2 separate regions of the Mus musculus genome follow, and region 1 is linked to region 2. Evidence: chromatin loops called from intact Hi-C (ENCODE). Cell type or tissue: gastrocnemius. All regions are shown on one strand.

What was found. A loop is a pair of places that touch in the nucleus more often than their neighbours do. Peaks named below come from ENCODE experiments on the same cell type or tissue, not always from the same donor. Only the 100,000 strongest peaks of a DNase experiment are listed, where the experiment ranks them.
Region 1: it touches region 2 in a loop (2.4-fold over the local background); 2 of 42 quality-filtered maps call a loop at or near these places.

Annotation. Positions count from the first base shown.
Region 1 is chr15:96,967,276-96,972,275 of GRCm38, reverse strand. No RefSeq gene overlaps it. Among named protein-coding and RNA genes, the nearest start is that of Gm32840, 74 kb to the left of the region's middle. In gastrocnemius, a CTCF peak has its summit at 2,280; no DNase peak of the experiment used is centred here; H3K4me3 peaks cover 182 bases; H3K27ac peaks cover 2,885 bases.
Region 2 is chr15:97,168,805-97,173,804 of GRCm38, reverse strand. It overlaps Gm33149 (a long non-coding RNA gene), which reads right to left. Exons shown (of 3, transcript XR_384414.3): 2 at 763-974; 3 at 1-416. Among named protein-coding and RNA genes, the nearest start is that of Gm32885, 4.1 kb to the right of the region's middle. In gastrocnemius, a CTCF peak has its summit at 2,839 (motif pointing left); DNase peaks (open chromatin) are centred at 101 and 3,467; H3K4me3 peaks cover 1,020 bases; H3K27ac peaks cover 2,912 bases.

The DNA.
Region 1 (5,000 bases), 200 kb after region 2:
CTGGCTTACAGTTTCAGAGCTTCTATTATTATCATGGTGGGAAGTACGGAAGCACGCAGTCAGACATGGTGTTGGAGGAGCTGAGAGTTCTACTTCTTGATCCTAAGGCAGCTGGGAGGAGGTTCTGATTCCACACTGGGTGGAGCTTGCGCATAGGAGATCTCAAAGCTGTGACGCACTTCCTCCAACAAGGCCACACCTACTCCGACGAGGCCACACCTACTCTGATGAGGCCACACCTACTCCGACGAGGCCACAGCTCCTAAAAGTGCTACTTCCTATGGACAAGCACTGAAACACAGAAATCTATGGGGGCCAAAACTACTCAAACTGCACAGGAAACAAGTGCTGCCGCAGCAGGGTTTGAAGATTCACACAATAGTGACAGGCACAAAACTCACATCCTCTGGCACTTCACATTGTTTGGCGTAAAGGAACCGGGCAGGCTCAGCCGGGCGTGGTGGCATACGCCTTTAATCCCAGCACTTGGGAGGCAGAGGCAGGTGGATTTCTGAGTTCGAGGCCAGCCTGGTCTACAGAGTGAGTTCCAGGACAGCCAGGGCTACACAGAGAAATCCTGTCTCAAAACACCAAAAAAGAAAAAAAAAGAAAGAAAGAAAAGAAAAAGAACCAGGCTCATGTCTAACTCACACATCATCACAGAGGATGGAGATTTGAAAATGAGAAAACGTTGCCTCAACATAAAAGCAAAACGAAAGCAGTGCTATAGCTACCCAGGAACGGAGTGCATGGCCCTCTTCCGAAAGACCGAGTTTTCACAGAGATAGTGAAGCAGAGACTTGAGGACGTTTGTCAATTATTTTACAGGAAGGATTTCTACATTGGAAGATGGTGGGATAAAAAGAGGAGTTTGTCCTTGATCGACAACCAGAGGACATTTTTGCTCCTTCAATAGCCCAACCTCTTAAATGTTTAAAATTATTTCACAGAAACCCAGAAAGTTAAATGGTTCCGTTTCTAAGGTTCTGCAAAGCATGTTGGGAGTCATAATCTCAACCTCACTTTTTTTTTTTGTAGGTAATGAGGCTACAGCACAGTTGCTAGTTGCTTTTAAGGTCACATTATTGGCAAGGTGTAGGCAGACTTTTGGTTACTTAATGGGTTCCTTTTCTTAATATCCTTCTCCACCCCAATCCCTTCCTACCCCCTAACACTGGGTAAGAGAGAAAGACGGATAGAGGAGAACAAGGGGGGGGGGCATTGATCTTCACAGGCTACTTCCTGCTGATTAGTGTCCTTGAGTTCCTTGAGGGCACTGTTGATTCCTCTTAGCAGGATATCTCCAAGCAGCAATCTGCAATCAGCAACCAGCCATCAGTGGGAGCAGTGGCAGGAGTGGGGGTGGGGTGTGGAGGGGAAAAGGGTGGGGGCAGGGGCAACAGGGGCAGGGCAGGGGCAGGGGCAGCAGCGACAGCAGCACCAGCCACCACCTCTCTCGGGGCTCTAGCATTTTTATACCCTCTCAAGAGTCCCGAGAATTCCAAAGGTCATACATTTTCAGGAATTATCTGTGACTGGCAGCATCATGCCCCCACCAGAACATGGGGCAAATCACAGTCAGCTGCTGTGGACACTCGAAAGCCGCCCCATATCCCACACCGGGCACTCAAACAAAAACATTCCTGTAAGATTTCTGTGATTAAAGAAACCAACATCTCCACTACAGCCAGGAGCAGAGCAGCAACAGGAGCTAGCATCTGTAACTACATTTGAGCTCTTTCTGTCTGTTCTCCCACATCCTCTCCACCCTACACATATACCACATTGGTGATACTCCCAAGCTATGGCCCTAATTTGTTGGGAACATGAAGGTCCTTATGCCCCCAGACCCCCAGAGGAACCAGAAATGCTAAACTCTCGGAATTGTCTTCTAAACAGGAAAGAATGTAAAACCTATTCTTCCATCAAGAAGGCTGGGCATTTGCAGGCAATTAACAGCCTGGTGAGCTGTGTTATCAATTGGGCCTGGCCGTACCAGGCTCTCACAACCAGAACCACAATTAGCTTGAAATCTAAATGATCCTCACATTACAGTGTAGGGGCTCTCTAACAGTCTAAACAACCCTTATCTGTATAGCCAGAGGCTCCCCCAAGCTCCCACAACCAGGACCAGAGGTGGCTAATAGCCACCTTGACGCTATCTGTACGAATGAGACCATGACAGATCTGTCCTTAGGCTTTAAGGCCCAAATCTCTAGAGCCCATCTTCTTGGAAGAAATGACATGGTCTTTGAGTTGAGTTTTGATGTAATTACGCCTCCTTGTGCACAGGGGTTTGTATTACACCAGAAAGCTTTTTTTTTTCTTCCCCCAATCTATACCCTATATGCTGGCAATAAATTGCCTGGTGTGAGACTCCTAAAGTTTGGTCCAGTCTAAGACGAGCTGAATTTTCATTTTTCACCTCTTCCCAGGTCATTTCACTGCTGGCTGTGACACCTGAAGGGACACCAAACACACATACACCCACCTCCTCCCCACACAGATTGTGTCATGGCTGTGATTTAAAAATGTGCAAAAGCTACCTGTGTTCTTTGAAGATATACTTAGAATTTTCTATTACAACATGTAAGACTAGATCTAAGGATGGCTTAGTGCATAACAGCACTGAATGCTTTTGCAGAGGACTAGGTTTCATTCCTACCAAACACAATCCCTGGTTATTCCAAGGAATCTGATGACCTCTTCTGGCCTCCTTAAGAACCTGACAAACCCACAGTATATATACATGCAGGCGAAGCAGTCATACATATGAAAATACACAAGTATATATCTCTATCTATCTATCTATCTATCTATCTATCTATCTATCTATCTATCCATCTATCTATCCATCCACCCACCCATATCTCTCTCTCTTAATCTATCTAAAAGATTAGCTCTGCTTAATTTTATTTCTCACTATAATGTTTCAATGTTCTTTCTACATTCTACATAGTCTATATTTAAATGTGTGTTAAATATGGTTGGTTTGATGAAAAAATAACTGCAATTTTCAGACTATTTCTTGCCATGTTTTTCCTTTGTTGGGTGTCCTGGTTGTCTGGTGTTGAGCAACATGTGACAAACCTCAGGATAACAAGTTGGTATTGTGGCAACTTCTAGAGAAAAAGCAGGGTTTTTTCTGAGTGTGTGTATAGTCAGCCTTAAAGACTGACACTTTCTTCTGTCACCACACCCTCTGTGCCTCCCTCACCTTGTTCAGGGCCTAGATTTCGTGACCCACTTTTAGTAGCTTTTAATAGCTTCGGTGCAAACGAGAAGGTATTACTTCTATGAGTCAGTTATAAAAAGATTGCACCTTCTGGGAACTCTCCCAGTTGCTTCTGCTCTGGGAAGCACGCTGCCGTGTTATAAAAAAATTTTTTTGGAGAGACGCATGTGGCAAGAAAAATGATACCTCCATCAGACAGACAGTCGGCAGAGACCTGAGGCCTGCCGAAGTATTGAAACGGCTGTAACGTCAGCCATCTTGACTTCAGCCTTATGGAACTTGAGCCTAAAGCAACCACGTGCTTAGATCCCTATATTGGAAAAAGAGGGGATAGTATTGATTGTTGTAAGCTGCAAACCCTGGGGGTGTGTGTGATTTATCACCCAGTGGTGGATGGGCAGCCTTGTGGGAGAGCCTTTATTTTAATCCTCATGACTTAGCTTACAGTTCTATGAGTCAGTTGGATTACTGTCTTGACATGGGCAAGTTCATTTCTGATCCTCCCTGAGTGCTTCAGGGGCTCTGCGGTAAACTATTGATTTTGATGGTGACTTTATGACCCTGGATGGCTCTATCCACATCTAATGTCTAGTGGTCACTGGCTAGTATTCACCACCCAACCCCAGTCATCAGACACCTTCAACAACTTAACATGGGTTGTTCTCCTATGGTGTGTCTTGGTGCTGCTCCAAACTCAGCGAGACGGTGAGCGCTGATATACAAATGCTTTGCAAGCCTCTGCTTATATCCAGTTACTAATGTCCTATTGGTCAAAATGAGCCATGTGACCAACACATATTCAAAGTGTAGGGATACAGACTAACTCTCATTGAAGGAGGTGATCTGCCATGTCACATTATATGAATGAAGAGAATGAGAGGGGAAGTTTCAGTGGTTTAAATAATCTACCATACAGAGAAAATCTGACAGAAAAAAAATAATAACCGACAGTATTCCATATTTCCTTCTATTTCCTAAGGAATGGCAGAGGTGGACGACAACCCAAACATTTGGAAGCACTTGCGAATACATTGAGAAGAGCTCATAGAACAGAAAATCAGGACGTTTGTCTGGCCTAAGTGCTTGTAGGTCTTGATTCACTCAGCTGTCAAGATGGGACAAGGGGCTGATCAAGGGAACTGGGAGCTTCTGTGACTCTTATCAGTACCCAGAGGTGTCATACTCATTTTCTCAAGCTGTCACTGATGATGTCACAAGTTTTACAGTATTACTGATCAGTTTTTCTCTTCTGGCTTCCTGTTCATACAGGTACCCACGCTACTTCCCAGTGAATCCTTTCCATGTGACCGGGCTGGCTTCCACTCTACAGAGTGGCATCTCTATGTATCATATTTGTGAACACTGAGACACTAGGTTCCAGCCACCTCTAGAGGAGCAGACCAATAAAATATTATCAACTCACTCTAAGGGGCTGGGTGGGGGAGGGGAGAAGAGGGTGGAGGGAGCAGCATAAGCTATATTGGATCTATTTTTCTAACACTGTAGAGGCAGGGTTTTGTTTTACATCTATGTCTTCTCCTTTCTATCTATCTATCTATCTATCTATCTATCTATCTATCTATCTATCTATCTGTTTAATATGTGTGTGCATTTCATCTGCAAGTGTGCCTATGTACTATTTATATGCCTGGTATCTGAAAAGGCAAGAAGACACAGAAGACACCGTCAGATCCCCACCCCCACCCCCGAACTGAAATTACTGATGATTGTAAGCCACCCTGTGGATGCTGAGTACTGTATATGG
Region 2 (5,000 bases):
TACCGAGGAAGCCACAGCACACACCGCACGTCTTGAGGCCAGGCTGGCTCTGCCATGCCCACTTAGCCATGTGCCCGCACAGCATGTCTGGAGACAGTGGGATTTAAGGCTACTGGGCTGAGACATGCCAGCAGGGCCTCAGGCCTTGGTGGAAGCTGTCCCAGCTACTGTGCTCAAAGTCGTACTGCAGTGAGGCATCTATACACTTGGCACCACCCATCACTGTTTGTGGTACACCATCAGGCACACGCGGGTGCCCCTGCCTCCGTCCTCGACCAGTGGTTTCTCCTCTCTGAGGGCGCCCTCCTGGTGTACCGAGTACTCTTATGTGATGCCGTGAGCTTCACGTGTGGGCGGGGCATTGCAGGGCTTGGAGCGCAAGCTGTGCATGGGAGCCTCGGATGTCCTTGTTCAGCCTGCGCACGGAATGGAGGTAGAGAAAATAGCCAGTGCAGAATCCCCAGGAAGCCAGCACTTAGCACAAGAATGTTACCACTCTCCCGAGGAGCCGTGCGACTTTTCATCAAGGTGGACAGAGCTCTGGGAGCCTTCAGCACTGTGGCCCACCACTGACGACACCCGGGTTTTCTGTCCTGAACTTTCTCAGCGCACTGTAGACCCCCCCCCACCCCCCTCTTATCACCAGACATGCTGTATGTGGCGCAACTTCCCTAGCTCTCGGCTGGGTCTGGCTCCATTTCATGTCATCCCCGGGATTAGGAAGGGTGCAGGAAGATGATCTGAGGGTGAGACTACACTTACGTGACTCTATGTTATAAAAGGGCAAGATGATGCACAGGTTCCTCCATCTTGTTTTCTGGCTAAGGCCATTCCGGTTTAACTCGAATTAGATCTGCTTCTCTCTGCTCCGCGTGTTTTTCCCATGGGATCTCCTGAACCCTCATGGCTGAATTCTTTCTTCCTCTTTCTCTCCTGGCTGGCAGAAGCCCATTAGCTGATCAGCTTTTATTGGCCTATCAGAGAATAAATGGGGAGCAGTGTTTACACAACACTGAGACTGGAGATTCTTTAAATAAGCCATGGCAAGGCCATGTCCGGATGGCAGCAAGATATGGGGAGTGGCGGTGGGGAGCACAGAAATCAGCATTTGAATAATAAAAAGATAATCTTTACACAGTTGACAAAAACCTTACACCTGCAACACCCAGCAATGTCTTTGCTTCAAAGTGGGATCCTTGTCAGACAGAAATGCACACTGAAAACTTTACACATGGAAATATATTTAAAGTGATCCTGGGACAATGGAGAGGGTGGCAAAGACCTGGGAATAAAATTGTCTGGGGTGGCTGAGTCGGGGTAACTGATGGTTATTGAAGGTGGGTTTAAGGCAGTTGGGGGCTTATTACATCTTCACCCTACTTTCATGTATGGTTTTAATTTTTCAAGCTGAAACTCTTAAAAGAACGTGACCATCTACATACAAGATGGCAGCTTCCTGAACACAAGGTGATTTGTTTACAAGCCACGGTGTAGCTGTAAATGGTTAAGTCACTCTGAGCTTCTAGCAGAGCTCTGGATTCATGAATGAACACACACACACACACACACACTTTATATTTAATCTGCCTTAGCTAGCTCAATGACCGGGCACTTCTAAACCTGCCCGTGGCTAGCACACACTCCCCTCTGGTATTCCTGAGTTAACACTTTCTGAATCTATATCTTATCGTTGCTTCCCTGTTTCCTTCTGGCTGACCCTCCCACGGGGCTGCTTTCTCATTGCATCTACATTTAGACCGGGTCACCCTCCTGCTCCTTCATGGCATGGCCTGACTACATCCCTCTCATGGCAGAATTCCTTCTTTCCTTCATCCCTTGCCCGGGAATCCTAAAACTCCCACTCTTTCTCCTTGCCCAGCCATTGGCCGTTAGCAACTTTATTTCCCAATCAGAGCCAACTGGGGACAGGCTTCCTTTAGCCTACACGACCAGGCTGATTTCAGGACCACGTTTGGGAAGCAAGTCAAACTGCATGGATTTTTGGAGATAGTATTGGTGAGAAAGACAATATATGTGAGTGTCTGTTTTAAGCAGGACAAAGAATTAAGAAGGAATTTGTGCTTAAAACAAACTCTCCCCCTAAGCTAGAAACAATGGAAACTGGTGTAAAACCATATCAGAGAGAGTCTTCTGAGAGACAGAAGCAGTCCAGCAGGAAAATGGGTCAGGAATGAGCGATCTCTGGGGAGAGGGGGGAAAAGGTGAGAGAGCTGGGGTCAGGAATGATTGACATCCAGGTAGAGAGGGGGGAAAAGGAGGTGAGAGAAATGGGGTTCTAAGGTAGTTACAGGAACTTAAAAATAGCTGTTGTGGGCTACACAAAAGTTAGATGTTTGTATACCATACGTTTGACACGTCTGTCTGTCTGTCTACCCCAGCAGCTGGCTTGTAGTAGCTGTGTTGGAGCTCATCCATCACAAGGCTGGTTTGCGAGTGTGCACTGATTTGAGGTGGAACCCATGGCAGGGAGACGCCCTGCACTGCTCTGACTCTTTCCCGATGAGTCTTTATATAAGCACTTTGCTGGAAAATGCTTTCTCCACATTTCCCCCAGAAAATAAGCTATAGTTCCACACGTCAAACTAAGAATGTCTGTGACAAGTCCCCAAAGCAGCAATGGACCAATCACATGTGCCATGCAGGGGGTGAAGAGACTAAAGGCTCAACAGGATGCATCCGGCTATACTGAAATTGCATCTCAAGTGGCTGGAGAGAGGGCTCGTTGGTAAAGAGCATTTGCTGCTCTTCCGGACGACCCAAGTCTCAGCCTTACATGGTAGCCCAGCAACTGCAGTTCCAAAGAACCTGACGCCCTCTTCTGGCCTTCTCAGACACTGCACACATAGTGTGCACAGATATACACACAGATTAATATCTATATACATAAAATAAAAGTAAAATATCTTGAGCATCAGATGAAAATACGTCTCTGTCCCTTTTACTCAAAATCATGAGCCGTTCACTTGAAGACTGAAGATTGGTCCTACTACCCTGTAACAGGTAGGGACTGAGGGATGCTGGGAGATCCTGAAGGCCAGGTCCACTTTGATATGTTAAATAGGCACCTCGGCCATATGTGCTGCTTTGAAATTTAACACACTGGATTAGATAAAGGTCTTCAGCCTCCATCACAGCCTTCACACTGCACATAGCAAGCTCCTTTCACTGTGAAGGTCAGATGAGCCATCTGCAAACAAAGAGAACACTGAGAATAAGTCCCGGATAAAAGTAAGAACAGAAAGATCTCCTGACTGTGCAGTGACCAAAAGGCTCCTCGGTCTTTTACATTTTATGGTGGACAGAGAAAACTAAGTCGACTGCAAACCTGCCATAGTGAAAACCCTTCAAGTTATAATATAGGAGTCCTTGGCAGGAAGACAGCCCTGGCTGCTTGGCAAATCCCTCCCTCAGGAGCCAGGCTCCACATCTGAGCACCTGCCAGTTCTCGGTTTACACAAACGGACTGTGTTGCCACACTGGACACTTGACAGGAGCCCGATGTCCTCACAAAGTACAGGGTACTAAATTTAGGATCCTGGCTGTGCCACTAGAAGATCTACAAGGGTCATCCTGACGGCTCCAGTGGCTTTCCAGAATCTGCTGCCAGAGGCTTCCCAAATAGCTGAAGTAATTTGACTGCTCCAGGACAAAGGCCAACTAACCCAGGACTCAGCCCGGGTTCCCTGTAGTGCCCCAGTCCCCTAAGGTTCCAGGCTCACTTCCTATTTGAACCAGGCCATTGCAGGGCCTGAACACACGACAGGCAGAGGAGACTAAAGCAGATATAACACACCTAACCACCAAAACCCAAACGGGAAAACAGACACTCCAGAGACTGTGGAGAGCGCACAGGGCATGACTTAGAGGCATGAGGTGCACAGTGAGAGAGTCACTCTCCTCCACTGTCTTCAGCTGAGAAACTTTGGAAGAACCGAATGGCGGAATTTATCCCAGCTTGGTTCTGCACAGGTGGGGCAGGCTTGCCTTCAGAGCATGTCTTGGGCAGCAATGCACAGGAAACAGCACAGCTCTGCTGAGAAGTTTCTAGATTCTCCAGGTACCAGGTGACCGTTACTCCATGCTTCCAGAGCATGCAGCTTGTATACTTGTGTGCACGTTGCCCAGAGTGCAGGCTGGGAGCTGGACGTGGGTTCACCTATTATCCCTATAAAGGCAGGCCCTGCGTGCTGCTCTCCTTAGCTGGCCTTGAGCTAGAAGTGTCTGTCACGTAGTCAGCATGTGTTGAAGGACTGCTGTTACCACAACAGAAATATCCCCCACGCATCACAGTTTCTCCGTCACTTCTGCACGCACAGACTCCGAGTGCTTCCGGAAGAGATGACCTTATGTAATTTTTCATTACTGCAGGCTGGCATTAGTCACAAAGAACAGTCTTTCTAACCAAAAGAAAAACTCTGGACTCAATTATTGTACTATCCAAATGAGACAGTGAAATTCGAATAAAGGTTAGGTATCTTTTTGTTTGTTTTTTTGTTTTATTGTTTTTGGCTGGAAATACATCCATATTTATGGTTGATAAAAACTAAAATCAGAGTGGACCCTTCCAATATTGCTTCCCCTGACATTTTCTAAAGTATTGGGATAATTTTAAAACCACTCCAAGCTTTGGTTTCCTCCCCAGAGCAAGCCCCTCGTCAGCGAGGGAATCCTGTCTTAAATCCAGCTTTCTTAGGTAGGCTGCGCTGGAGCTCCTGTCTAGGTTGCCTTTCAAAGGCTGTCTAGCAGAACTGCTGGGATGCTGGACTGTGAAAGGGTCTCACAGCAGGGCACAGCTGTAACTTCATGCTGAGTGACAGAGAGCCACCATGGACATAAGTGGGACAGATATGTCACAGAGGCTGCATGATATCTTGGCCCACGTGGCTTCACGATGAAACCGAGGAAGCCCACTCCACATAGTAGAGCTAAGTCATTCCAGCCTCAGGGAAGGCAAAGACATGAGTTCCCAGAACACCGTA